Linked DNA regions of Homo sapiens: all the other regions are linked to region 6. A link is a loop called in an ENCODE intact Hi-C map of the cell type or tissue named here. Cell type or tissue: dorsolateral prefrontal cortex. All regions are shown on one strand. Region 1 overlaps ZNF664-RFLNA (ZNF664-RFLNA readthrough). Region 2 overlaps NCOR2 (nuclear receptor corepressor 2). Region 3 holds the start of NCOR2 (nuclear receptor corepressor 2). Region 4 has its middle 97 kb from the start of NCOR2. Region 5 overlaps NCOR2 (nuclear receptor corepressor 2). Region 6 has its middle 96 kb from the start of SCARB1. Region 7 overlaps NCOR2 (nuclear receptor corepressor 2).

Region 1 (4,000 bases), 730 kb before region 6:
CGCTAAAGCCCTTTTTATCTCCCTTGCCAGGGGCTCCATGCTAGAGCACTTAAAATTAAATCTCCGCAACAGAGGCATTGGGGAGAAAAATAATCAGGAAATATCTTGGGCAGGAGATTATAGGATAGGTCGGAAGGGGCTTACACCAGACCCTTTGGGAGACCCGCAAAAGTTGAACTGACAGACTCTTGAGATGTGATGTGGCCGCAGAGCTGGAGAAGGCCGATTAGAGAGGAGAGATGGGAGGGAGGACCTGGGACCCTGCTGGCTGATAGGTTGTGGTGCGTACCATTGAGGCCTTGACTTTGGAGAGATACCTGGTGAAGCCAGCGAGAAAGGCAGGAGGGGTCGGAGGGGCACGTCATGAAGACGTCCTGGGACACGAGGACCCACACGCTCCCTCCTTCCCGGTTACCCAGCCTTTTTCTAAGCCTTTCGTCATTCTGACTGGTTAATTTTGTTATCTTTTATTTTCTCGTCTCACTCATTCTCTTTGAATTTCTCTTCTGTCTTCATGCTCATTATCAGGCTAGCAAATTGTTAACTATGTAAATTTTAAAAGGAAAAATGTCAGCAGGCAGCTGGACAAGACAGAAGAGACAGAACTTCAAATGTTGCAGTCCAGGCTCCTTGGGAGAGTATGTCCTCCTTCTCATGAACAGGGAGAGCAAATGGTGTAACTGACACCCCTAAGTTCATCACGTGGGTGTCATCATTACAACACTTTGCAATATTAGCTTCATTTTCTGCCCCCTGGAGTATTTTGAAGCATATTTCAGATGTTATAACACCTCTAAATACTTTAGAATGTGTCTCTAAAAATAGGGACATCTTCCTACTAACCATGGCACCATCATCATCACACATAAAAGATTAACGCAATTCACTGAATCATCTAACACCAAGTCAATATTCAGACATCCCTAGTATTGAATTATCTAACCCGCAGTCGATATTCAGATATCCCCAGTTATTCCCAATGTCTTTTCCTCCAAGATTTTATCATAAAAATATTTTCAAACATCAGATGAATTGAAGGACTCTTACAGTGAGCATCTATATATCCACCACCTAGTTGTGGAATTACCATTTGGCTGTGTGCTTTCTTGTATACCTGTCCGTCTATCCATCTTTCCAGTCACCCATTAATCCATCTTAATTTTTCAGTGCATTTCAGAGTGAGATGCAGATATCAGCACCCTTCCCCCTAAACACTTCAGCATGAGTATCATTTGCTGGAGTCCAGTATTTATTAGGTTCTTTCCTTTTGAGGTAAAATTGACATATAAATAAAAGACCCAAATTTCCAGTATAATATTTGATGAATTGAGCAAATAGTTAGCTGTCTAACCCAAACCCCTGTGAAGATAGCAAACATTTTCATCACCCCAGAAGGTTCCCCATGTCCCTTCCCAGTCAATCCCCCCACTCCACACAACCCCTGATTTGACTTTTTCCTATCACTGCATCTTCTGGAAGTTCATATAAATAGCATGGTGCCCTTGTGTAAGGCTGCTTTCACATGGCATAATGCTTTTGTTATGTACCCATGTCGTGTGTGTCACAATAGCCTGTGATTTTTATTGTTATGGAGTAGCCTGTCACATGATGTGTCCACCATTTACTCATCCATCACTTGTTGAGGGACATTTAGGCTGAATCTTCCATTTGGCGATGATGAGTAAAGCTGCTATGAACATTTTCATGTACAGGTTTTTTTGTGGACTCTCGCAAACGTCTCCTACTGCTGGTTTATTTTAACCATGATGCAATCAAGGTCCCACCCTGCAGCCGATTGTTGTGCTTCTGACGTTTCCTTTAATTAAGTTGAAGGGGCCCAGTCAAACCCCCTGTTGTAGCCACAGCTCCGGTTACCTGCCAGGCATACAAAGGAGCTGAGTTCTCAGAGTAACAACAGCTACTGAGCTGCTTGTGTAGACCTTAGGCTTGTGATTGGAATGGTTTCGTTGTACACCCGCCGGTTGTTACAGGGAAGAAAGACTCCAGGCTGGACATCTCAGAACTAAACTAATTGAACTAATTAACCTAATCTCTCCCTCTTTCTCATACTCTGGGAGTCAGCCATTTTTGTTGGTGATGCTGCACTGTTTCGCAGCCACAAGGGGGCACCTGTGTGCTTTGTATGATTTAAAATTTTCATTTGGCAATTAAAAAAAGTTCTCCCAGAAAATCAGTATTTTAAGATGCTTTCCCTGTTTCCCAGTCTATTGAATTCAATGGTGACTTTTGTTCAATTGTTCAATACGTATTTACCGAATACCCACCATGACTAATGCATTGTGCTACGCACTGTGGGTGGTGAAGAAATAAAATAGTTCCTACCCTTGGGACTCTTCTGACCCACAGGGAGGAGAGAGAACCACAGTACAGCTCGGCATGTGTTTGAAGTCAGAAGAATGGGGCGAAACTGTGGAGATTCAGGTGGGTGGGAGCTGGCATCGCGATATTCCGGGAGGCCATGATGTCAAGAGCAAGTGAAGAGACCAGAAGGTTCTGGAACCCAGGATCTGTTAGGGATGCTGGAAGGGATTCGATGGTCCAGAGCTAGGGAATTTGGAACTTATTCATGATGTTGAATGACACGGGGGAGTTTTCAGTGGGGAAGTGACTGGTAGTATTGAATTGGAGAGGAAAGAGAAGAGGCAGGAAACTCTCTGTGGGGGCAGTTTGGGGGTGATGGGGCCCATGCTGGGGTGACCCTGGGAGAATGGCTGAGAATCATCTCTGAGTGCTGTAGGAATGAATGAGACCAATGGAGAGGAGAGAGAGAACATTCTGGAATCCTTCTGGAATGACTGAAAATCATCTCTGAGTGTTGTAGGAATGAAGGAGACCACTTGGGGAGAGGAGAGAGAGAACATTCTGGAATGTTCTGAGAATCATTCCAGAATTACTGCAGACCACTTGGGGAGAGGAGAGAAAGACAATATCCTGGAATGTTCTTGGAGCAGTCTTATTTTGAAGTTTGGTTTTCAAAGTCAAGTAGCTTTGCATTATATGAAAACTTTCACTAAGATACTTCCAAGTAGGGTCAGTGGCGAGTTGTTCTGCCCGTTAAAGAAAAAATTCTCGGCCGGGCGCAGTGGCTCACGCCTGTAATCCCAGCACTTTGGGAGGCCGAGGCGGGCGGATCACGAGGTCAGGAGATCGAGACCATTCTGGCTAACACGGTGAAACCCCGTCTCTACTAAAAACACAAAACATTAGCCGGGCGTGGTGGCGGGCGCCTGTAGTCCCAGTTACTCGGGAGGCTGAGGCAGGAGAATGGCGTGAACCCGGGAGGCGGAGCTTGCAGTGAGCTGAGATCGCGCCACTGCCCTCCAGCCTGGGCGACAGAGCGAGACTCCGGAAAAAAAAAAAAAAAACACGTAAGGAAGACACTATTCAGGACCATTTTGAGGGGTCACGACCGTCACAGTAGGGGAGAGAGATAGGGCTCAACTCCGAAAACAGCAAAGACAGCTGTAGATTATAGTCAAGAGGCAGAGTGGGTAATGGAGGAAAATTACTGAGAGGAGACAGAACCTGAGGATGAGGCCTCCTGGGGAAGAGGACTCTGAGGAACCTAACATTTGATCAAGGACAGAGTCTTTGTCATGCCTCAGGGATTAATCAGATCTTTTGTTAAGTGCGAATCCCAGCAGGTGAAGTGGGATGTATTTTTTAAGTGGGAAGTATTCTGATTAAACGGGAGCATGAGGCAGTGAAATGGGATAAATTTGTTTTATGCAAGATGAAACACTAAATCACCTTTATACAAATATTCATACAAATATTTTTATACAAATATGAATTTTTTATACAAAAATTTCAGCATTCCTGAAATTATAAATCAGTGGGAAAAGTTTGACTTAAAAAATAAATTCAGTGGCAGATAAACAATTCAAGTGATTCTTTGTTTTTACCTTTGTTGAAAGAAATGGTATTAGTAACTTAAAATAGATTTGTTTAAAAAACGAAAATATAACGTGTTTTTGGT
Region 2 (4,000 bases), 310 kb before region 6:
TTGTAGTTCCTGAGTGGCCTCAAAAGACGGACCCCGGGCTTTGGGGAGCTCTCACTGCAAAACTGAGCAGCCTGCAGAAACTTCAGGGGGAGCAGCTCATCACCAAATTGTTCACAACTACTGAGCGCTTCGTAGGGACCAGGAGCTGCACTAGGTGAGCCTTTAACAGGCAGCACTGCCTTTAACCCTGGGAAGACCCTGGAAGGAGGCCCTAGAGCCTCCGCCTGTCCCAGATGAGAGAGCACTGTGGTACTGGGAGGTCAGCCCCTTTCCTAAGGCCACTTGGCAAACATGCAGTGGAGCTGAGTTTAGATTGAGGCTCTGAAGGTGTCAGACTTCTGTTTCGTTTTTTTATGAGGCAGGGTCTCACTCTACTGCCCAGGCTGGAGTGCAGTGGTGTGATCATAGCTCACCGCAGCCTTGAACTCCAGGGCTCAAGCGATCCTCCTGCCTCAGCCTCCCAAGTAGCTGGGACGAAAGGCGTGCATCACCACACCTGGTGAATTTTTTAATTTTTTGCAGAGACAAGGTCTTGCTATCTTGCCCAGGCTGATCTCAAATTCCTGGCTTCATGCAATCCTCCTGCCTTGGCCTCCCATAGCACTGGGATTACAGGTATGAGCCACTACACATGGCGAAGGCATAAGCCTTTATCTGCACCCTGGGCGCACTCACACGCACACCCTAGCCCACCATGCACACAGAGACTCTCCCTCATCCGGCACACATGTGGGTAGCATATACCTTCAGTGCCCACCACGGCCATCCATGCTGACCAGCTCAGTGGGCACAGATGGCTGTGGGGCAGGCAGGGGCTGCGGCCCATTCTCTGGGGGCTAGGGCTTCTGCATCCACCCATCCTCAGCCCAGGGACTCCAGGAGGCCTGGGGCCTGCTTTCCAGCTCTGCTGCTGACATGGCATCTTTCCGCAGCAAAAGGACACTAGTGACAGCCATCATCGCCATCATCGCCATCATCATCATCATCATCATCATAGCTAATGCCCAGCACTTACTGTTTACAAGGCAGGCGCGGCACCCGATGTTGGAAAAATATTAACACAGCTCCTCCTCACTGTAATCCAGTGGAATAGGTGCTGTTAGGATTCCCATTTTACAGATGAGGAAACTGAAGCACAGGGAGGGTAACAGACCCGCTCAGGGTCACACCGCCATGAAGCGGTGCACCTGGGAGTGGACCGAGATTGTGTGACCCAGAGAACCGGCTCTCCGCGCTCAGCTGGAGCAAGCGCACCGGCCTACGGATGTGTGACTCTCCTCACAGCCCGAGCGGCCGGGCTTCACGGTATGCACAGGAGTGCGCAGGTGGCCCCGGAGGCGCTCGCTGCCAAGACTCCCCACCCCCACCCAGCCCAGCCAGGCCCGCCCACCCGCTATCTGCCGTCCTCTCATCAGGAAGGTGGGTTTCCTGCTTCCTCCGCGGACGCCGCCTGGGCAGCGCTTGGTAATAGATGACTTCCTCCTCCGCCGCACCCTCCCGCCTCCCTGCCCACCTCTCCAGCCACCCCCGCCCTCCCCTGAGCCCCTGACCCTGTACCCCAGCTCACCAGCTCCACCTGGGGCCCCAGGCCTTCCAGAATCCGATGTGCAGCTTCAGCCTTCTTCTGCAGGGTGATGGCGAAGAGGAGGAATTTTTTTAAAAAACAAAAAAACACAGATTATAAATAGAGGCTTCCCGGAGCAGCGGGCACCTGCCCAGCCCAGTCCAGCATGCTGATCCTCAGCACGGGGGAGGGAGGCCCGGGGCCCCCTGCAGGCCCTCCCCACGCTGGAAAAAAACACAGAGGAGCCTCAATACCCCCACAGCGGCCCCAGCAAGCCAGCCAAGTTTCGATTTTAGCAAATGCGCCGGGTCCACTGAAGCCTGCTCCCCGGCAGGCGCGCAGGCCTCGCTCCCCCAGGGCCCAGCGACGTGGGCACCGCTCCCCACCAGCCCAGCCGACACTGCCAGCCCTGAGATGCCTTCCCTCACCCTGGAAGCTGGTTGGGTTGTCTACAATTACCTCAGAGCTAGTGCAGCCAGCGAGGGAAGGAGGAGGAGGAGGAGGAGGGAGGGTGAGATAGAGGCGCTCGGAGATACCCTTTCTAGGATTCTTGTGTTTCACAATCATGTGATTATTTCTGGGCTGCCCCGGGGCCTCCCCGCCTCCTCCCCACTCACAACTGGGGACTTATTAGGAAAACAGGAACATGTGGCGCAGGGCTCGGTGGCCGCTCCATCAATAGGCTGGACCTCCGGGCCCCCACCCCGGCCCTCGGTGTGAAGGCAGACATTGTGCCTCGGCCAGGCCCACCAGCCCGCAGCCTGGGACCACCAGGGTCCACTCACAGGAGGCCTGGAGGGCAGCCCAGGCCAGCCGGGTACAGGGAGGTGGGGGGCGGAGGGGCTCCTGAAGGTGGCTTCATGGGGGCTGTGGCGGAGGGCAGGGGCAGAATTTGCGTGGGTTTGGGTGCCCCCTGCACCAGGCTAAACTGCGTGTGTGCTGGCAAATGGGTGTTCACAGGCTGGCACGCGGGCGAGCCCCTGCTGTGACTCAGCTGCATTGGGGCAGCCACTCAGTATTTGGCAAGGACTAGGCGGACAGGCCGCAGAAGTCACCATCACCATACTGAAACTGTCCCCAGTGACCCCAAACCAGATTGGCCAAAAGGAGGTGACCCCAAGCCCTGGGAAATGTGGCTGCCAACAAAAATTTGACGCAGCCTTTGCCAAGATCTCCTCGCAGGGCGGAGGTGCCCAGGCTCCCGGGCTGCAGCAGAGAGAGGAGGGCGTGGCAGGCCAGCATCACTCCCCCTCCCCAGCCCCCGGAGAAAGACAGCAGGTATGTAGGTGGGCTCAAGCTGGAACCTAGAGCTGCCTCCGCCTACAGCCCAGAGCCCGGCCCACCAAGAGCAGAGCCATGCTCTTGGCCACCTTCAGGCTGAGCCAAAACCCCGAGACCTGCAGCCTCAAGGTGCGGCTGGGGGCCAGAAGAGCAGGGGAGAACTATTACAGCGATGGTCACTTCTCCAAGCACCTGCCATGAGCCAAGCGTCGGGCATACGGTGTGTTCTTAACATGTCAATTGCGCATAAGCGCCATGGGAGGTACAGGCAGGAGTAGCCCCATCTCACAGATGGTGAAACTGAGGCACAGAAACAAAACACAGGGAAGAAGCCCTTCTTATGACCTCCAGGATCCACGGACAGAGGAAGCCAAGGGCCAGGTCCCATGCAGGACCACCCCTAGGCTTGGGACTAGTATTTCCGGTGGATGGGGGCAGACATCACCCGGAGAGTCAATGTCCCAGCCACACCCTCGAAGCAGGAAAGAGTCTGCCCTGGGGTACTGAAGATGGGAGAACCCCTAAGCCAGGCCCAGTGAAGGACTGGGTATGGGGTAGCATGGGGGCAGGGCAGCTCCCAAACACTGGGACCTGGGGAGAGACATGGAATGAATGAGACCTGGCCCCTGCCTGGAATAAACCCAAACAATGGCTGTTGGTTAAGAGCAGTAACAGCAGATTAGTATGCTCAGGCAGATAAAGGTATGTGTGAAAGTGGGGCACAAGTCACTCTCCCAAAAAGGTAACAGGAGGGCTATATAGGCTGGGTTTTGAGGGATGAATAGGAGTTTGTGTATGATCTGTGGGGATCAGCAGCAACTGTCCATCTAGATAAAAGAGTGATACCAACGGAAAGGGCCAAGCCACTAGAAACTACACGGCCACACAGCTAGCACCTAGAGAGCAAGGAAGACCCCTTCTTCACCTGCCAAAGCCACAGGGAGCCCCACCTCCTCCTGTCTCTCTGGGGTGTTTCCTTCACCTCCTGCCCCCACATCCCCTGCTCCCAGTGTTGGGTTTGTTCCTGCTCCACGGTCTTCTCTGGTCCTGCTTGTCAGCCTCCTGGGGAGGTGGGCCTGTGGAGCCCTGTCCCAAGATGGGCTGGCCTTTCTCAACACACCTGCCCAACATCTGGGAGTCGGCTGTGCTCTAACC
Region 3 (4,000 bases), 200 kb before region 6:
AGAACAGATCCGCCCCCGCTGCCTGCACCAGACCCTCGGAGAGCCGGAGCGCGCGACAGGCGGCGGGAGGACACTCGCTTCCAAAAAAATAAACCTACAATGTAAAAATAACGCCGGGCGCCCCACGCTAATTGGGCCCGGGCGACAGCAGCTCCCAGGTACAGCCTGTCTCTCCCTCCCGCCCGCCGTGCCCTCCCGCCCTCGGCTTGCTCCTCCTGCAAGTGTCTGGGGCGGGGAGGGCGTACCCCACGGGTGCCCTCACTCCCCGCAGGCCTCTGAGGAAGCTGCCCTCTAGACAAGGGTCTGGGTCTTCCCAGTCGTGCCCAAGTGGGATCAGCTCTGAATTCCAACTTCGCAAAGTAGTGGCATCCCAAGTATCCGCACAGCCCGGGGGAGGGACTAGGAGGCGGCCCAATGAGGCGTCACCAGCCACGGGAGGCAGGCCCAGACACCAGGAACACCGGCCCGCGGGGGAGGGGGACCAGGGGCGACTCTCCCGAGGGACCCCGCCCAGCGCCCCGTGGCCCCACGCCTAGGAGGGACAAGGCTGGCTCTCCCCCTCGGCTGGTGAGAGACCCTCATGCGCCCCTCCACAACAGCCAGGCCAGGGAGCTAGGGGTACCATCTCCAAGGGCTTTCAAACCCGCGCTGCCCGATGGAAAATAAGGCGCAGTGTCGCCCCGCCAGGTCCGGGGCTACACCGGGTACAAGGGACGCCTGGCGGCCAAGTCCCCAGAGCCGGCGCACACTGTGGGGGGCCGCTCTGTGCATTTCCAGCGCGCCCCCCGCCCACCCCAACGCCACTTCCCTCCTTCCCGCCCCCTCGCTAGGGAGCTGGAGTTCCCCTAAGTTCCCCGGCGCCCCCGAGCACGCGGGCCGCAGTGTCGGCGGGGCGCCTTGCTCCCCAGCAGGCCACCCCCCGAGAGCGCCAACTCGGGAGTGCAGGGGCCCCGCCAACTCCGCCGCGTGCGCCGCCCGATCCTCCCCGGATCCCCCGGAAGCGCGCTCCGCGCCTCCCCCCGCCCTTCGCGGGGACCCTCGGCCCCAACTCACCTCGCGGAGGTGGCAGCGGTGGCGCCCGGGCTTGGGGCGCGCTCGGGCCGCCGGGGCGCTCAGGCAAGTGGCGGTGCCGATCGGGCTGGGGGCGCGCAGCAGGCCCGGCCTCGGGTCGGGACGCGATCCTCCCGCCGCCGCCTCCTAGGGCGCCGGCCCTGGGTCCCCGGCCCGCAAGTTGGCGCGCATCGCGGAGCGCAGGGCGCGGGCGCAGGGCTCGGGCGGGGCGCCGGCGGACGCGGGGCTCCGGTGCGGCCCGGCCTGCCCGCGGCTCCGCGCTCCCCGGCGGCCGCGGCGGCGGTGGCGGCGGCGGCGGCGGCGGCGGCGGCGGGAGGGGGAGGAGGGGGCGGGGCGCGAGCCCGGGAGGCGGTGGCTCGGCCTCCCTGCTCCCGGCTCCCCGCCCGCAGCGACGCGCCCCGGCCCGGCCCCCTCTGGCTCCTTAAAGGGCCCGCGCCTTCTCTCCAGGCCCTGCGCGTCCCCACTCGCGCGCGCACGCCGCCACACACACAGACACGCACGCACACACTTGGGCGCGACGCCGAGTTTCTTTTTGGCAGCTCCCCGAGGAGGAAGGAGGGGGGAAGCGCCTCCCAGCCTTCCCCTCCCTCTTCTCCTGCGGGCCCGGGGGCCCTCCTCCTCCTCTCCAGCCCCAGTACCTCACTGGAATCGCGTTTCAGCTATTAAATTATAACTCTGGAGTGGCCGCTGGATGGGGAGGGGGCGCGCAGGGAGGGCCCTACACAGGGCCTTTTAGGAGCACGCCCAGTGGGGCACTTGGGGACGGGAGCAGACAGTAGCGCAGAGCCCTCTCCAGGCAGGAACACGCTGGGCCTCCCCAGACCCGAGACCCAGCCCGGGCGAACACACTGCAGACTCACCACCCACCACGGACCGGAGATGTCAGATCTCACACAGACAAATACTGGGACACCCACGCGAGTTCACAGCACCCCGGAGGACACAGACGCTAGAATGCCAGTTTCCTGAGGGCAGAGATTTCTATTTTGTTCACTGCCCTATCGCAGTAGGGACTCACGAATGTGTTGAGTGAAGTCCCACTTGGGGACATTCAGGGACACAAATGCGGAGACAATGCAACGAGCCTGTGTCCCCCCCGCCCCCCCCACACACACACACAGACACACACATCCCAAAGCGTGACCCTGGGAGCCACACACGCCCGGCCTGCACAAGCACGCAGTCACAGACGGCACACATGTGCTCGCTCCCCCACGCACAGGCAGACACTCTCCGCTCCAGCAGGAACCTGGCCCCCCTGGCCGCCCTGACAACCCAGTGTCCTCATTTACCCCCTCCTCCCACCCCCTCCAGGTTTGCCCTCTCCAACCAGGGCAGATCTCTTTGAACAGCAGAGGGCACTGGGAGCCCTGGGCCTGGAGCCTCCCTCCCTCCCTCCTCTTCTGCTTTCTCCTAAGATGTTGGAGAGTTTGAATTTTTTTTTTTTTTTTCAGTTCAACTTTCCTTTTTTGGAGTGACGTCTCAGCAGATTCAGTTCTGCCATCTGGCAACATCTGAGAACCCCCAGGGAGAGCGGGGAATGGCTGCGGTGGGGAGGCAGCCGCGTGGTTTCCAGAGGCCGGCGGGCCTCCCGCCTCCGCCAGGATGCTGGGTTTGCCGGGCTCCCCTGCAGCCAGGTCCTTCTCTGCCCCCTCGGGCTTTTAATTATGAGCTTTTGGGGGGCTGGCGGGAGCCTCTGGGGCTGACAATGTCTGGCAAAAGGGAAGTGGGTGTGGAGGGGAGCAGTTTGCAGACTGAAACAGGAGGGGTCATAGGTCAGTGCCCCCCCCCCACCTCCTTGTTTTGGCCCGACCAGCTCCAGTTCTGCCCAGCCAGTCGGTCCGAATCCACAGGCAAAAAGCTGGAGCCGCAGAAGGAAGGCCTGATCCCCCACCTCCCCCACCAAGGGTCTTGGAGAGGGAAGCGGGGGCGGGGGAGCTCCTCTGCCAGCCCCAGGCCGCCTGGCAGCCCTCCTCTGTCACCTGAAAACCCTCTGGGAATTTGCATTTCCATGAGATTCAGCTCTATTTGAAGCTGGAGGAGGGACATTTGGGGTGTCTTCAGGGGTCTCCCAGCTTCTGCCCTCGAGGGCTCCCTGCAGGCTTAGGAGCGGGGAAAGCAGGGGGTCTGTCAGCTTTGTAATGTCCCAAGCGTCACCTAGAAATCCCTCACTGGAAGCCTTATCAACTCAAGCGCCAATGGCCTCTGGCCCGACCATGTCACAGATGGCAAGACTGAGGCCAGGAGAAGGGCAGCGTTTATCCCGAAAGGGATTGGCCCTTTCCCGTCTGCTCCTGTTTCCTGGCTGAATTGGGTTATTAATCTCACCCTCACAGACGGCGGGGAGTAACACCAGCACTGAGTGAGCACTTACCCTGGGGGAAGCAAGGGGCCTGGTCCCAAGTAGGGAAACAGGCCTGGAGAGATGAAGAACCCGACTTGCCAGCCTCCAGCAGCAGCCCGTGATTCCAAATGAGTGCTGGAAATCTGGACTCTGGGGAGGTCTCAGCTGAGCCCGCCCCTTCCCCCAATCGCAGACCGGCACCCTAGTTTGCTACTTTGTTTCTACTGGGCTCTGAGTGACAGTCCATGAGCAACTAATGGGAACAGTACCTTTAAAAAGCGGCCAAAGAACACTGCACACAAACAGCCTTCCCGGGGGGGCCCCCTGGACTGTGAGTTAGTAACAGTAACAGCTAAGAGCTTCCCAAACATCTCAATTGCCTTTGTGAGGGAAAGACTTTCAACATACCCATTTTACAGGAAGGGAGAGGGAGACTCAGTTGGGAAGTCACCAGGGACACTGGGAAGCATGTTGTATGTGTCCCAGGCCAGGCTGCAGCTGGCTGGAGCATGCTGTATATATATCCAGGGGGCTCCCGTCCAGTTGGCGCCAATTTCTGCCCCTTGGGCTTTGTCTCTACCATCT
Region 4 (4,000 bases), 100 kb before region 6:
AGTGAGCACCAACAGCATCTACTCTCCTCCCTCCCTGCACATTCCTGTCTGGAATGTTCTGGAGCTTTGGCAGGCATGTTGGCACTACAGAGAAAGGTATAAGAACTGCTGAGGCCCTGACATGGCCTGGTTGCTAAAACAGCTTTTGCCAGGCTTCTTTAAATATCCAATTCTACTTGCTCATTGCTGATATGTAGGAAAGCAATTGACTTTTGTATAGTTACCTTGTATCCTGCAACCTTGCTATAATCACTTATTCATTCTAGTGTTTTTTGTCATTGTTTTGAATCTTTGGGATTTTCTAAACAGTCATGTCATCTGTGAAGAAAGACAGTTTTATTTCTTCCTTCTCAATCTGTATACCTTTTCTTACTTGTCTTATGGCATTAGCTATGATTTCCAGTATGACCTTGAAAAGGAGTGGTGAGAGTGAATGTCCTTGCCTTGTTCCTGACCTTACGGGGAAAGAACCTAGTTTCTCACCATTAAGTGAGATGTTAGCTATTGGATTATCGGAAATGTTCTTTATCAAGTTGAAGTTCCTCTTTACTCCTAGTTTGCTGGGAGTTTTTGTCGGGGATAGGTGTTGGAGTTTGCCAAACACTGTTTCTGCATCTATTGATGTGACTGTATGATTTTTAGCCAGGTTTCTTTTTAGAGGAGGAAAACAAAACTCCCATTTTGTTCAGGCCACTGATAGTTAAGCTTTCTGCAACTTGCAGGTAACAGGCATCCCTAACGGATATGAGGAGCTACAGGAAGGAAGGAAATGGATGATATGGGTCTGGGCTGCCTTTTCAATAAATGTCCTTGTGACTGAAATGTTGGGTACGTTAGTCTCCCCTGGCTGCCGTAACAAAGTACCACAAATGGGGCAGCTTACACAACAGAAATGTATTCTCTCACAGTTCTGCAGGCCAGAAGTCTGAGATCAAAGGGCCAGCAGGGTTGGTTCATTCTGTGGGAATCTGTTCCTGGCCTCTTCCCTAGCTTCTGGTACTTCGCTGGCAATCTTTCGCATCCCTTGGCTGGCGGATACGTCACCCTGATTTCTGCTTTCATGTTCCCATGGCATTCTTCCTGTGTGTGTCTGTGTCCAAAGTTCCCCGCTTTAGAAGCACATCATATTGGATGAGGGACCCCCTTATTCCAGTATGACCTCATCTGAACTAATTCCATCTGCAGGGACCCTACTTCCCAAATAACGTTGCATTCTGAGGCACTGAGGGTGAAGTTAGGACTTCAGCACATGAATCGCGGGGGATGCAACAGGGTCTATAACATCAGTTTAGGGAAAGTTTTCTTTTTATGATCGGGAGTCTTGAGGGCACTTGTGGCCATCAGGAAGGTCTGGTTGGGAAGGAAGAAAGGAAAATCCATTGTGTGTAGTTTCTGAGGGACTGACAAGAGTGAGAGCTCCAGCCCAGAATGACAGACCGGCCCTTCCTGGCCAACCACCGGGATGCACACAGGGTCCCTGTGTGAGGCTTTCTCCTTCCTGAGCAGCCTCCATCTCCGGGGGTGGGCCCGGGGCCGCAAGTGGAGGGGCCCCCACGCCACGTTTTGTGGCTGAGCTGAGGCTTCTGCCCTCGCAGCTGGGCTGACCTCCTGCAGGCCGGCCTCAGTCTAAACAAGGGCCGAGTGTGTTTTTCCAGGCGAGGATTGGGCTGGGGTTTGCCCGGGAGCCTGGTTCAGACAGGAGCCCTTTGAAGGCAGGATGAATTGAGACAATGTCTCCTTCCAGCTGAGGGCAGGCAGGGGCCAGAGCAGGAGTAGCCTTCCAGAAGGCCTCTTGTCCAGGGATAAGGAGGGTGTGGGAAGGGGAGCTTAGCCTCTGGGCCACCACCGGGCCTGAATGACATCGTCATCTAACAATCCAGCAACTGCGGCAGCGACGAATTCTCGCAGCCTTTGCCAAAGCAAGCCTCGTGCAGGAGCAAGTGACAGGAGGTGGTCCCAGACGAGTATCTCTTTTATTTTTAATAATTATGCATGTATTTAATGTATACTAGAAAAATATAGTTAGCCCATCCCATTAATGTCCCAGGTTGCATTGCTTCATGCAAGGTGACATCTCAAAATTTAAAAAGGAGGTTATTGGAAACTACCTGTATGTCCATCAGAGGTAAATGGATAAATGAATTGTGGTACATCCTTACAGTGGAAAACTACACAGCAATGAAAAAGCCCATCCTGATCCACATACCAGCATGGAGCCACAGCTATTATGTGGGCTGGTGACAGGTCCTTCTCTTAAAAGAGGGAGAGGCTGAGCTTGGGCCCAGCACGGGGACCCAGCACCGATGCTGTTCTAAGGCTCCACCCCTCCTGGCCTGTCTCTATATCAAGCCAGTTTTCCCCCAAAATGTGCCTAATCACTTCTTATCTCACTGTTGCAATTCTGGTTTGGATGACCTCACTTCTCACTTGGCTCCCCTGGCCCAGCCTATGGCCTCTTCACACACTGCCCTTCCACACTGCACAGATTCATCTTCCTAAACTGCTGCTCTGATTGAGACTCCCCCGACCCCACTGCCGTGACTCAAGCACCTTCGATGGCCCCCTATTACCCAGAAAATAAATATCAAACGCCTCAGTGTGGTATTTCACAATCCCAGGACCTTCTGAGCTGGCTTCAGTCCTATATGGTATACCAGCAACAGCAGCAAATTGGCTATTTCCTGACTGTGTCCCACAAGTTCTCTCCTCTCGATCTTCTCCTTCTACCTGGGATACCTTTTCTATAACCTCAACTCTAAAAGTCTCTTTTCCTTTGAAGGTGCAGCTTTAAATGCTACTTCCTCCTTGCTAGTGAGAATGAAACACATCTCTTCCCTCGTTTTACTGCCTGTCTCTCCAAGAATGCCCTTATCATTTTTCTTGGACCATGGTGATTCGACTCCCAATCTCAGGGGATCAAGATTTTAAAATAGTCACTCAAAAAGAGCAATGCTTAACCCAGAGGAATGAGGCTCTGATGGTGACATTTTAGGCACCCATGCCTGGTAGAAGAAGGCACCATGTTGATCAGGGAGGCCTTCCCTGGAAAGCACCTACACCAAAGGCCACAGACTCCAGCAATTGGAGTCTGAGGGGAGACGCTGTGAGCTGATATCAGGGAGGTTGTCTTGGAAAAGGGATAATTGATCTGGGCCTTGAAGGTAGATGGCACTCAGGGAAGTGGCATGGTTCTGGGGAAAGAATTTAGAATTTGTGGACTCAGATAGGTCTGGGCTCAAATTCCTTTTCTGCATTTTTTTTGAGACAGGGTCTTGCTGTGTCACCCAGCCTGGAATGTAGTGGTGCAATCACAGCTCACTGCAGCCTCAAGCTCCCTAGGCTCAAGTGACTCTCCCACTTCAGCCTCCCAGGTTGCTGAAACTGCAGGCACAGGCTGCCACACTCACTTAATTTTTTTTCTTTAATTTTGTAGAGATGGGGTTTTGTCATGTTGCCCAGGCTGCTCTCAAACTCCTGGGCTCAGGCGAGCCTCTCGCCTCGGCCCTGCAAAGTGCTCGGATGAGACTTTGGCTATCATAGAAGCCCCAACTCAAACTGCCTTCAACTAAAAGGAAAAGTTATTAGTTCTTGTAATGGTAAATTCCGAGGTAGTGCTGGCCTCAGGTATGGCTGAATCCAGGGGCCCAAGCAATGGCCTCAGAATGCACAGTTGTTTGTGTCCATATTGGCTTCCTCCTCAGTCATGCCCTGCCTTCACCACGGAAATGGTATCCCAGCAGGCACAGCTAAACATGCTCAATCAGTCCAGATTCTCACTTCCCAACTGTTCCTGCAACAGTCCTGGGATACCTCTTACTGGACAGAATTGGATCATTCAATGACCCCTGAACCAATCACTGAGGCCAGAGGTTTGGAAAATTTGGATTGGCGGAGCCTTAGTCACATGCCCATCTCTGGACCAATGGGGAGAACCAGTTCAACACAAACCACATGGTCTGAGGTGAGTGAAGGGCTGTCTCCAAGTAAACTAGAGGGGCTG
Region 5 (4,000 bases), 390 kb before region 6:
CGCTCACGCCCGACGCCTCCATCTCCTCATCCTCCACCACGGGCGGGAATGCAGCCTCCTCGCTGGCCGCCGCCGGCGCTTTCTTCTTCTTCCTCCGCGCGTTCCTCTCCTTCTCCTGGGGCACAGGGAAGCAGCAGATCAGGACTGGGGCCTGGGCTGTCAGCTCGGGGACTCCCCATGCCTGGGGCCTCGCCGCAGGTGCAAAGGGCAGTGATCCCGGCCATGTAGCAATGAGGGTGACCGTCCCCCTCACACCCCACCTCGGCAGCCAAGCGTGCCAGGGTTTATTTTTACCGGGGGCTTTATTCTTCCATTGAGCCCCAGATACACTCTGGGTACAGGCTGGCCCCTCAGCCACCCTGACATCCTTCCTGAGCACGAGAGAACCTGCCTGACATTGCCCAGGAGTCTCCTAGTCAGAGCGAGTGACCACGCCTCCTGGGGACACCCTGTCAGCTTCATCGGCACACGTGGAGTGAATGAACACAGGAAGCTTTTCCTTGCTATGCAAGTCTCACCTGTCCCTGGGGGAACAGGCCAGCCTGGGAAGCTCGCGTTTCATTCCCTGAACCTTTACAGAACACCTACTGTGTGCCCAGCTCTGCATACCAGGGCTGTGGGGACACAAGGCACGGGGTAGACAAGGTCCTGCCCTTGGAGGCTGCCCTGCCGCTGGGGAGACTGGCAACGTGCTCCTCACACAGAAGCAGCACTCAGAGGATCAGAGGGTCGCGTGGGTGAAACAGGATGGGACAAGGAGCACAAGGCAGGGGCTCCTCTGGACAGAACAGTCTGGAAGAGCTTCTGCAAGGAAGTGACATTTGAGCCAAGATTTGACGGCGGAGGGAATGGGCCAGGCCAGGCTCTGGACGAGAGTGGCAGGTGCGGGGAGTCACAGGTGCAAAGGCCCCAGTGTGGGGAACATGCCGGGTGTGTCCAGGAATGGAAAGAAGCCCTCATCGTCGGGCCTCCACTTTCCCCGCACCGCACCCTGCTCCTGGGAACCCCAGCTCCTCACACACAGAGCCCACTCTTCTTCCCCCAGCTTAGGCACCATCATCAAACCACTCGTCTTGGTAGCTCACTGGGGTGGGTGTCTCTTTGTCCCCACGCTGAGCCAGGCAGAGGCTCAGAAAGCGTTTGTTGACTGACTTGCTGAGCAACTGTGAAAGGCCAGCCTTCGTGGGCTTGAACGCATAGACAGCAGAGAGCAGGGGCATCGTGGAGGCAGCATCTCGAAGTGACTGGGGACTCCCAGGGGGACTGGAAAGACACTGGGGGGTGCCCACCACAGCCTGGTGTGACGGGGGGGCGGCAGCCTGATCCCTCTGGGGTTGCTGAGAAAGAGGTGGGCCCTCCGCCACACCTGGAGGTGCCCGCAGCTCTCAGCCAAGAGCCCTGTACTGGGTTGAATGGTGTCCCTCAAAGTTCACATCAACCCGGAACCTCAGACCTTATTTAGAAACGGGATCCTGCATATGTCATTAGTTAAGATGATGCCACACTGGAGTGGGGTGGGCCCTAAATCCAACAGGACTGACAGCCTTGGAAGAAAAGGGAAACACGGATTCAGGGACACGAAGGCCCTGTGGCAGTGGAGGCACATGTGGAGAGATGCAGCTACAAGCCAAAGAATGTCACGAACTGCCAGCAGTCGCTGGAAGACGGAAGAGGCTCCCCTGCAGCCTTGAATGTGAGCACAGCCCTGTGGACGCTTTGGTTCCAGACGTCTAGCCTCCAGAATTGGAAGAGAATACATCTCTGTTGTTTGAAGCCACCGGTCTGTGGTACTTCCTTGCGGCAGCCAGGGGGAATCACACATCCCTCTGCGCTGGTGCACCCGGATTCCAAGAAAAAGCTGCTGACGTCCAGACCACACAGCCTGCTCTCGGGCAAATGCCAGGTGGGCCCCGCCCACCCCAGCCCTTCACCGTGGCCAGGCTGGAGCTGGGCCTCATGGAGGGGAGGAGAGGGGGTCTCGGGCTCCAAGCCCCAGCCACAGGCAGGGAGTGGGATCACTTCCTGTCCTGCCTTCTTCCTGAGCAAACAGGGTTCCTCTGAGCACAGCCCCTTGGAACGCAGGGAGGAAAAGGGAAACGACTGCTCGTCCGTTAGTCACAGTTTCCGACACCAACAGTCGGCCAGAGGGCCACAGCCCTGCCCCTGCCAGTGCCCACAGGGCCCACAGGGATGCCCAGCTCTGCAACCCCGCACACGTCCTGGGCCCAGTCCCAGCCCTGCCCCGAATCCTGAGCCTCTCCCAGGAGAGTTCGAGCCTGTGGCGGCCTGAGAAAGTGGTGGCATGTGGGTTCTGCGGCTGCGGCCGAGGGCTCCCCCTGCTTCCCGAATCTATTTTTGGCAGACAGAGGCTCAGGAAAGACTCAGGGCTGGGTGCCCTGAGCTGCCCGGGCGGTGGCTGGGACATGGGAGATGCTCAGAGTCTCGCAGGGAACAGGGGTCTCCTGTCGGCCTGGTGGTGGCGCCCAGCATCCTGGAGTGCAAGGTGTCTCTGCGGGGGGCGGCGTGGGGTCTCTGAGGCAGTGGACGGGGATGGTGCCAACACCCTGAATCCCCACAAAGCTGGGTCTCAGAGAGAGTCCCAGGAGTTACAGTTAATCCTTACACACATGGTCCGGCACTGTGGGATCAGGAGGTGTGTGTAGAATAGGAGATGCTAGTGATGGCATTAATCATTATGCCTGACGTTTATTAAGCACCTACTATGCGCCAAGCGGTTTCTGGTATTAATTTACTGGACCTGCACAGCTGCTCTGCAAATCAGCGCATGCCACCCCCTGCTTCAAACTCTCCAACACCTGGATACAATCCCCAAGTCCTCCCCCTATCCATATGGCCCTGTGTGATCCAGCCCTGGACCCTGCCTGCCTCTCCAAGCTGCTCTCCCCTCTCCCCTCCTCAGAGACTGTGCTACAAACACACTGCCCTCCCTGCTCGCTGCCCCAGCCACAGGGCCTCTACACTGGCTGTTCCCCTGCCTGGACACCCTTCCCCTAGATATCTGCATAACTCACTTCCTCACCTCCTTCGGGCCTTAGCTCAGACATCAGAGAGGTCTTCCCTGATCACTCCATCATTAGCTCATCCCTCCCACCCCCACCATCAATCACTTTCTACTACATTCTTCTCATAGCATCTTCAGACTCCATTCTGAAATTGAGTGTGTGAACCTGTCTCTCGCACCAGCTCCTCAAGGGCTGGGATCTTTGTTCTCTGCTGTATTCCCACCATACCTGGAACAGTGTCTAGCACAGAACAGACGCTCTGTAACTATGTCTTTAGATGAATGAACCTGATAGACAGTGACAATGGCTCAGAGAGGCAAAGACACTTGCCCAAGACCACACAGCTCATGAGTTGAGGAGCTCAGATTTGAATGCAGGCCAGCTTCAAACATTTCGTGGCTGGACCATCTCTCTGCAGGCCTGTGCAGCCTCAGGTAGAAGAGATTAACAGCAGAAAACAAGGCGGGGCTGGGCCAAGGCTGAGGCGGACAGAGACTGAGGAACGTGGAAGCCGAGCCCCAGGGGCCTGAATTCACAGATGGGAGAAAAGGGTAACCTTCGGCCATAAGGAGGGGGAGGGAAACCTCGTAGAAGACACTGATGCCAAGTGTTACATAACTCCGGGACATGCCCCGCCCGCCCGGCCGCCGGATCCTGCTTCCTGCTGACGTCGCCTGCGGCCACACTCGGGCCAGACCTAGTGCAAGGCGGGAGGGGACACCCACTGACCCTCTGCTTCCCCACTCCTTCCTTCTCTGGCCAAGGGTGACATGTCTTCCTGTACTCCAGACAGGGCTGGGCCAGCAGCCAGAGGTGGCTGATACTGCGTTAGGATTCACTGGGATATGCCCTCCTCCCTGGGACTGAAAGGCACAGGGGAGGGGCAGGAGGTGGAGGTCACCAGGTTCAGCGGCACCTCTCCTGGTGAGACCTGCTTGCTTACTGCAGCGATGGGGAGCTCACCACTACACCAAGAA
Region 6 (4,000 bases):
CGAGGACTTCTAAATGCTATGAAGTTTGCTAGGGCTAAGGCTTCATGGCAAACGTGTTGTGAAATCTGGAAACACTCATGACTCCAGAGATATTTGGCCTTTATGCTCAGACCCTCCATCCAGCCTAGCTCCCAAGACTTCAGAGAGGAAAGTCAGAGAAACAGCCCCCACCAGGGCAGTGCACCTTATTCTTCCCTCAGCCAAACCTCCAGGCTTCTCCCTCCCAGTTCTCCTGCCCTCTCTTTCCTGTTTTGTTGTGGGTTTCGGAGATCCAAGCACTATTTTTAGACATGTTTATTCTTACTCCTCTTCTTCCCCTCCCATTCTTGACCTCTCTGGAATGAGCCTGGATGCTCCCCTGCCAGGGGCTTTTCTGGAGTGATTGGACACATGCTTGGTATGCGGGGGGCCTCTTTCTAGATGGAGCTGGGACTGGATTTGGGGGAAATGAGCCTTGCAACCTCCTTTCCTCTCCCAGGCTCCTCAGAAGCTCTAGAGCCAGGACCTGTGTGCATTCATTGCCTTTGCCTGGAAATTATGTTTCTTGAAGCTGGGTTCCCAAGTTGAGTTTCACTTGGGATAAGGGATAAGATAAAGTGGGATGCCTCAGCCAGCACCCACAGCAAGCTCTGGTTCCCAGTCAATGAGGAGGTATGCAGAGTAGCTGATAAGCATGTATGCCCCCCAACCAGTGGCCAATATTCATATCCAGACTCCGATCCTTTCCAGCCATAAGACCTTGGACAATGACCTCGCCTCTCTGTGCCTCAGTTTCCTCATCTGTAAAATGAAGATGATGATGATAACAGCACTCGCCTGGGTTATGATGAAAACTAAGTGAGCATATGCCAAGGGTTTAAAATAGTGCACGGCACTCAGAAAGATTCAATGAATGCTAGCAACAGTCTGTTCCAGGAGAGCAAGCCAGGATGCCAGAGCTGAGCTTGCCTGACTGGGCTGGGAGTGGCCGGCATTGAGATTTTCTTTTTTTTTCTTTTCTTTTCTTTTTTTTGAGACAGAGTCTCACTCTGTCGCACAGGCTGGAGTGCAGTGGCACAATCTCAGCTCACTGCAACCTCCACCTCCCGGGTTCCAGTGATTCTCCTGCCTCAGCCTACCCAGTATCTGGGATTACAGGTGCTCACCACCATGCCCAGCTAATTTTTGTATTTTTAGTAGAGACAAGGTTTCACCATGTTGGCCAGGCTGGTCTTGAACCCCTGGCCTCAGGTGATCTGCCCACCCCGGCCTCCCAAAGTGCCGGGATTAGGGGTGTGAGCCACCGCGCCTGGCCCAGTGTTGAGATTTTATATCTTCTGGGCATCTGAGGTTTGGATCAGGATTGCCCATCCCTGGGAGACCACAGCCAGCCATTTGGCCTGGACTCTGAGTTCACAAAAACACCACAAATCAGATTTTGGAGAAGATCTTGAATGTACTGTCCTAGAGCCCCACACCACCAAGATTAAAAGAACTGTGATAATTTCCCCTTTCTAAATCCTGCCCTCTCTGGACATGGTTCATTAAGAATTTTGCAAGCCTTGTAACTTCACAAAAATATATTGCATGACTATTTCATGTATGGAAGCTGTTAAATTTTTACATGTAAACATACAAGAGAACATAGTTCTTGCAGCCTTAGTTCATCAGTTTTTCATTTTTTATCTTTGCTATGTCCAGAGCCTCAAACAACAGACGTTTCCCAGCCCCTGGGACCGCCAGAGAGACCCGGGCTGCTGGGGCCTCCCTGAATCTGGGGCCGCCCTGAAGGCTGGACCCACAGCGCCCCCTGGCGGCCACAATCCGCACGTGCAGCCTCTGGCAGGCCCTGGGCAGGTCTGCAGAACTCCCCTCCCGCAACCACATCCCCAGCCTCGCTACACCCCAGATCATTTATTCATTAACTCAGCAAAGACTGATTTGCATGCATGCCCATGGACCACGAACCCCACAGAACTCGGTGCCTGCCTTCAGCAGCGTAAAGTCTAAAGAGGGAGACAGCGCGACCAATTGCTCACACACACAAAAAAGATCCACCTTGCAAATATAGCCTCACCCCTCAGCCTCCGTCTTCCCATCTGTGAAATGGTCCCCTCAAGTCTCCCTGCTGTACAGGTCACTGGATAGCTCCATGAAACATGTGCTCCCCTGAGCATCAAAAGGGGCTGCTGTTATTTGTGCTGTTGCTACGTTGGGATTCCTGGTGGTGCTTTCTCTCTCTGGCCTCTCACATTCCAGATGCCCTGGGGGTGGGTGGACCGGGATAGGGGATGAATCCGGTGTGGGTGACACAACAACCTCAGTGTCCTGACTCCTCCCTCTGCAGCCCCCACAGGGAGTTCACAGCCATTCAATCCATGCTGAGCTAAGCCCGGGTCTGCACTGGGGGATCGGGGCCCTACTTGCTCCCAGCCCCACCTTCCTGCCTCCCTCCTCAGTTAGTGGCACCTCCCTCTGGCTCACACTTGTAATCTCAGCACTTTGGGAGGCAGAGGTGGGCCGATCGCTTGAGGCCAGGAGTTCGAGACCACCCTGGGCAACATAGTGTGACTCTCTTTCTAAAATAATAATAATAATAATAATAATAATAATAATAATAATTTAAAAATTAGCCAGGTGTCCTGGCATGTGCCTGTAGACCCAGCTACTCGGGAGGCTGAGGCAGGAGGATTACTTGAGCCCAGGAGGTCGAGGCTGCAGTGAGCTATGATCGCACGACTGCACTCAAGCCTGGGTGACAGAGACCCTGTCTCAAAAACAAATGAAAATGGCCTGGCGCGGTGGCTCATGCCTGTAATCCCAACACTTTGAGAGGCCGAGGCAGGCAGATCACAAGGTCAGGAGTTCGAGACCAGCCTGGCCAACATGGTGAAATCCCGTCTCTACTAAAAATACAAAAATCAGCCATGCATGATGGCGGGCGCCTGTGATCCCAGCTACTTGTGAGGCTGAGACAGGAGAATCGCTTGAACCCAGGAGGTGGAAGTTGCAGTAAGTAGAGATTGCACCACTGCACTCCAGCCTGGGCGACAGAGCGAGACTCTGTCTCAAAAAAGAAAACAAACAACAAACAAGCAAACAAAAACAAATGAAAACTAACAAACAAAAAGCAGCCCCTCCCTCCCCCTGGCCGTCAGGCTCAGACACTTGAGAGTCTCACTGGACGCGTCCTCACCCCTCCCTTCCCACATCCAGTTTAGCACCATGTTCTATGAGCTCCAGCCCCTAAAAATACACCCCGCATCTGTCCCTTCTTCATCCACTGCTCCGCCCTGGCCCAGGCCACCACCACCACCACCACCACCATCTGTCACCAGGAGGAGGGCCACTGCCTCCAGCCAGACCTCCAGCATCCACGCCTGCCCCCGCAGCCTCTCCCACAGCAGAAACAGCAAACGCAGCCCTCCCTGATGGAAAAATCTCCAGTGGTTTCCCACTGTACTTAAAATCCTAACTGCGAGGCCCCCCAGCTCTCCACCTCCATCTCCCTCCAACCCCCTCCCACTGTGATCGTGTAAAATATTTATTTGGTCTTCTGCCTTAAAATCCTTGGAATCTCCAAAGTGTTTAGTTTGCCAATGACTCACTGGTGGCCAGCAGCCCCTAGGCAGCTTCAGGATGGGGACTGGTCTCAGGAAAAACCAAGTCAGCGCTACAGGACTGGGACTTTCAGCCCAGTCCCCAACCTCCAGCAGTGAGGGGAGAGAGGCTGAAGGTCAAACTGATCACCAATGGCCTGTGGTTTAATCAATCATGCCCATGTATACAAAAACCATATACATATAGAGAAAGAATGAATAAGACCTACTATTTGATCCCACAACAGGGTGACTATAGTCAAGAATAACTTGATTGTATATTTTTAAATAACTGAAGGAGTGTAACTGGATTGTTTGTAACACAAAGGCTAAATGCTTGAAGGGGTGGATACGCCCTTCCCATGATGTGATTACGTCACATTGCATGCCTGTGTCAACACATCTCATGCACCCCACAACTG
Region 7 (4,000 bases), 290 kb before region 6:
TATTAAATAAAAATTAAAAATCAGTTCCTCAGTCGCAGTAGGCACATTTCAAATGCTCAACAGTGGAACATGGCTATCCTGCAGATACACAGTGTTTCCATCATGGCAGAAAGTTCTGTGGATGTGCTCCTGTCCAATAAACGTAAAGGGCATAAAAACCAGTGAGCACCCAGGAACTTGGGAAGGGCTTGGCACATGTCTGTGACACCGCTGTCACTGCTGCTAGAATGGAGACTCAGAACAAACACTCCCCCTCCCCCTGCCCATTCACACCTGCTTCTTCTTCAGCTTAGAGATCTGCTGCTCTACCATGGTGATCTCTCGGTCCACGCGGTCCATGTTCTGGATCAGCTCCTCCTTGGACAGCCGTGGCGGCACCAGCTCCAGCTCAGGGTCAGTGTGCGGGGGGCTGGGGGGAGACACCGGTTCCAGCTTGCCCGTCAGGCTACGGTCCTGTGGCAGAAAAAAAACGGGCATGGGGTCAGCACAGGGGACACCCCCCAGTCTGTACAACCCTGTGATGGTTAATACTGTCAACCTGATTGGATTGAAGGAGGCAAAGTATTGATCCTCGGTATGTCTGTGAGGGTGTTGCCAAAGGAGATTAACATTTGAGTCAGTGGGCTGGAGAAGGCAGACCCACCCTTAATCTGTGTAGGCACCATCTAATCAGCTGCCAGCGAATATAAAGCAGACAGAAAAATGTGCAAAGGCGAGACTGGCCTAGCCTCCCAGCCTACATCTTTCTCCCGTGCTGGATGCTTCCTGCCCTCGAACATCACACTCCAAGTTCTTCAAGCTTTGGGACTCAGACTGGCTTCCTTGCTTCTCAGCCTGCAGATGGCCTGTTGTGGGACCTTGTGATCGTGTGAGTTAATACTCCTTAATAAACTCCCCTTTATGTAATATATATATATATTTTTTCTATTAGTTCTGTCCCTCTAGAGAACCCTGACTAATGTAGTTGCCAACTTTTTGCCTGCTGCCATCCATGTAAGATGTGACTTGCTCCTCTTTGCCCTCCGCCATGATTGTGAGCCCTCCACAGCCACATGGAACTGTGAGTACAATTAAACCTCTTTCTTTTTTAAATTGACCAGTCTTGGGTATGTCTTTATCAGCAGCATGAAAACGGACTAATACACACCCCCTCCCCAATACACCCCGGGTTTCCATCCCTGACTCCAGGCCCAGAGTCCTGGACATCTGTCAGGACAGTCCTCACCTGTTCAAGGATCCCATTCCCATCCCAGCCATCACCCATTCTCCAAAATTCAGAGTCCCTTACAGCCTTCAAGATGCGGTTCAAATGCTCTTGCTACATGAATGGTTTCCCAGCCTCTCCTCAAGTTGTGAAGTCTTCCAACTCCCTGTTCGCGTAACACACCTCTCTTCTTCCACTTACCCCATCTGTGTGTTCCCCACCAGCCCAAGGAACGAAGACCCACAGCCTCCATTCTCCCAAGGCCTGGCCTCTGCATACCCTCTGTAAACATTCATCCATGAAGCTCAGTCCAAACACGCAAGTTCCAGAACCATGCAGCCAACACACACGTGGCTTTGCAGAAAACATATGTTCCCAAACACACGGAAAAGCCATCAGAACGGGCTACAGTTAAGCTAAAAGGAGTTATCTCGGCAGCAGGGCAGAAGAGGGTATTTTTACTTTCTTCTTTTTATTTGCCCGTTATTTTTTCTGATCTTCTTTCACTGAGAGTCACTCTTTGTGTAATACAGCTGTTTTGAAAATGTGCTTAACAACAAAGGAAGCCTGCATTCAGTTATCCATGGACGCCTTCATCCCACCAGCTAAAGTCTGGTGCACCCAGGCTGTGCTGGAAACACTCTCAGGATAAGGAGGTTAGAAAAAACAACCCAGGCCTCACCTGTGCAGCCCTGGGTTCAAATCCCAGCCCCCTCTGCCACTCTCCAGTTCCGTGACCTCCAGCAGGTCATTCAACTGCTTCCTGCCTCAGTTCCTCATCTGCCCAATGGGGAGAACAGCTGGCACCTCCCCGGTCCTTGTGAGTCTTGAATGAGTTAATGGCTCTGAGCCTGGCATACCGTAAGCCTCAATAAATGTTGGCTGGGATGGTCCTCCCCTAGCTGGGCTCCAGAACCCAGCCCCCGCCCTGTGCCATCCTTGGGGCCAAGCCGGCAGCTGCTGGCAGACAAGGCCCAGAGCAGCGCCAGGCCACCACCTCCCCGCCCCCGCAGCAGCTGCACCCAGAGGACACAGGGTGCATTATTCTCCGGACAACTGCAGCCCGGGGGCCACCGAGTGCCCCACCAACCTCAGGATTCACAGAGGCTGCATCATCTTCTGTCCACTCCTGCCATCCTCAGGGCCTCTGTCCTCCCCTCACCCCACAGAGCCCCAGCAAGACCCACAGGGGCCAAGAGTCTTGGAGTCACATTAGGTTTGCCTCTGGCCTCTGTTACCATGTGAGATGTGGGGGCAAGGACAGCAGGGGCCTGGACAACCCGGTGCTCCCTCCACACACACGGACTCCTCGAGGGAAACAGAGAAAAGGGCTCATATCCCTCAATCGCCCCAATGCAGTCCTCCATGCTCCTCAGGCCACCTCCCCCAGGGACACCTAGAAATCACACCTGGGGCCGCTCACAGCTCAGCCTATCCCAGTCCTCTGCACACCCCATGAAGTCCTCTGCACACCCCATGAAGTGGATCCCACAACAGCCCTCCGAGGGGACTGCTGCTCCATCTCCATTACGCAGAGGCAGAAACAGAGCCTGGAGGCCACTGGGGCTGGATGCCAGAGGCCGGCACTTTCCTATAAAGGGCCAGATGGTAAAAATAGCTCAAGCTTTGAGGGCCACAAGGTCTCTGTCTCATCTACTCACCCCTGCCATTGTATTGCAAAAGCAGCCACAGGCAACGGGGAACAAATGGGCATGGCTGTGTGCCAATAAAACTTTATTTACAAAAACACACTGAGGGCCAGATTTGGAGCTTGCTGGAGTTTGCTGGCCTCCTGCTCTAAGCAATTCACAAATCTTAATCCACGTAACCGTCATAACCACCGTGGGAAGTGGGATTTCTGTTTGACGACATGCCCAAGGCCACTCAGCATCCTACCTTGGAAGGTGCTTGAAGGGGGAGGCTGCAGGGGCTCCCACGTCAGAAATGGCCACACATCTGTTCACCCCACAGAACCGTGGGGCTGAGCCATGTGGGGACTCCACGTGGGGTCCCAGCCACACATCCGTTCACCCCACAGAACCATAGGGCTGAGCATAAGCGCCAAAGCAGCACCCCTTCCAGGGACCCAGAGTGCAGGACCTCCAGAAACTCAAGGCAAAAGTGTGTGTGGAAGAAAAACTCCCTAGAAAAAGCCTCAGGAGTGTGTATGCACGTACCAGTGGGTGTGGGGCCCTCACTGCTCCCCAACAGGAAGGCAGGCAGGGGGCCATGGGCATCTGACCCCACCCACAGCAAACCATGGACAGCTCATGCGTCTGGCACCCCCGGGCCTTTGCACAGGCTGGCTCCGCTACCCAGAGTGCCCAACACCCCTTCTGTGCCAACTGACGTGAGACATCCCCACGCCACCGCCCAGGCCCTCACTGCGGTCCACCTTGGGTGCTTGGCTGGTCTCTCCCTACAGCCCATGTCATTTCTTGAGGTTCTTAAGACAAAAGGTGGCAGCAAACATGGCACCCAGAGCCCGGTCGCACTACTGGTGGCAAGAAACATCTCCGCTATCCTATCTCTGCTCTTCCACCTGGACCAAGAAGAGAGATAACAGAGCAAGGACAAGGATGTGGAAGGAAGGGCTATGGGGGCCAGGCCACCCTAAAACTCTGAGAGCAAACTGCTCGTCCAACCTGGGAATAATTCTCCAAAGCAACATTAACAAAAAGAAGATTTCCATCCCCAGGGCTAACAGGCAGCACCAGGAGTAAAAGCAGCGGCTGGCAACCACTAGCAACACTTGGAAAAGTTGCTGAAAACTTACTTCCTTTAAACTCTCCATGG

What was found. Hi-C counts contacts between places; a loop is a spot of excess contacts. Peaks named below come from ENCODE experiments on the same cell type or tissue, not always from the same donor. Only the 100,000 strongest peaks of a DNase experiment are listed, where the experiment ranks them.
Region 1: it touches region 6 in a loop (10-fold over the local background); 105 of 110 quality-filtered maps call a loop at or near these places.
Region 2: a loop joins it to region 6, with 2.9 times the contacts of the local background. A loop is called at or near these places in 21 of 110 quality-filtered maps.
Region 3: it touches region 6 in a loop (5-fold over the local background); 97 of 110 quality-filtered maps call a loop at or near these places.
Region 4: a loop joins it to region 6, with 2.4 times the contacts of the local background. A loop is called at or near these places in 16 of 110 quality-filtered maps.
Region 5: a loop joins it to region 6, with 3 times the contacts of the local background. A loop is called at or near these places in 36 of 110 quality-filtered maps.
Region 7: it touches region 6 in a loop (3-fold over the local background); 7 of 110 quality-filtered maps call a loop at or near these places.

What each region holds. Positions count from the first base shown.
Region 1 is chr12:124,034,660-124,038,659 of GRCh38, forward strand. The region is part of intron 2 of ZNF664-RFLNA (ZNF664-RFLNA readthrough); the gene reads left to right. Among named protein-coding and RNA genes, the nearest start is that of ZNF664-RFLNA, 63 kb to the left of the region's middle. In dorsolateral prefrontal cortex, CTCF peaks have their summits at 2,122 (motif pointing right) and 2,322; a DNase peak (open chromatin) is centred at 2,112; H3K27ac peaks cover 243 bases.
Region 2 is chr12:124,455,539-124,459,538 of GRCh38, forward strand. It overlaps NCOR2 (nuclear receptor corepressor 2), which reads right to left. Exons shown (of 49, transcript NM_006312.6): 8 at 1,568-1,624. Among named protein-coding and RNA genes, the nearest start is that of NCOR2, 110 kb to the right of the region's middle. RefSeq lists silencers at 1,329-1,458, 1,489-1,548. In dorsolateral prefrontal cortex, CTCF peaks have their summits at 2,044 and 2,253; DNase peaks (open chromatin) are centred at 2,083 and 2,566; H3K4me3 peaks cover 3,151 bases; H3K27ac peaks cover 3,515 bases.
Region 3 is chr12:124,566,255-124,570,254 of GRCh38, forward strand. NCOR2 (nuclear receptor corepressor 2) reads right to left here and starts at 1,358. Exons shown (of 49, transcript NM_006312.6): 1 at 1,054-1,358. RefSeq lists silencers at 104-203, 404-623, 764-873, 894-1,253, 1,364-1,613 and enhancers at 1,734-1,783, 1,950-2,810, 2,811-3,671. In dorsolateral prefrontal cortex, a CTCF peak has its summit at 2,435 (motif pointing right); DNase peaks (open chromatin) are centred at 417, 1,577 and 2,467; H3K4me3 peaks cover 1,994 bases; H3K27ac peaks cover 3,582 bases.
Region 4 is chr12:124,662,425-124,666,424 of GRCh38, forward strand. No RefSeq gene overlaps it. Among named protein-coding and RNA genes, the nearest start is that of NCOR2, 97 kb to the left of the region's middle. In dorsolateral prefrontal cortex, a CTCF peak has its summit at 1,680; a DNase peak (open chromatin) is centred at 1,737; H3K27ac peaks cover 2,639 bases.
Region 5 is chr12:124,378,270-124,382,269 of GRCh38, forward strand. It overlaps NCOR2 (nuclear receptor corepressor 2), which reads right to left. Exons shown (of 49, transcript NM_006312.6): 20 at 1-115. Among named protein-coding and RNA genes, the nearest start is that of MIR6880, 43 kb to the left of the region's middle. RefSeq lists enhancers at 3,321-3,869, 3,870-4,000. In dorsolateral prefrontal cortex, CTCF peaks have their summits at 1,812 and 2,013; DNase peaks (open chromatin) are centred at 1,793 and 3,672; H3K27ac peaks cover 3,476 bases.
Region 6 is chr12:124,765,377-124,769,376 of GRCh38, forward strand. No RefSeq gene overlaps it. Among named protein-coding and RNA genes, the nearest start is that of SCARB1, 96 kb to the right of the region's middle. In dorsolateral prefrontal cortex, CTCF peaks have their summits at 1,792 (motif pointing left) and 2,005; a DNase peak (open chromatin) is centred at 1,795; H3K27ac peaks cover 1,751 bases.
Region 7 is chr12:124,472,679-124,476,678 of GRCh38, forward strand. NCOR2 (nuclear receptor corepressor 2) reads right to left here. Exons shown (of 49, transcript NM_006312.6): 6 at 274-453. Among named protein-coding and RNA genes, the nearest start is that of NCOR2, 93 kb to the right of the region's middle. In dorsolateral prefrontal cortex, a CTCF peak has its summit at 2,314; a DNase peak (open chromatin) is centred at 2,203; H3K27ac peaks cover 3,282 bases.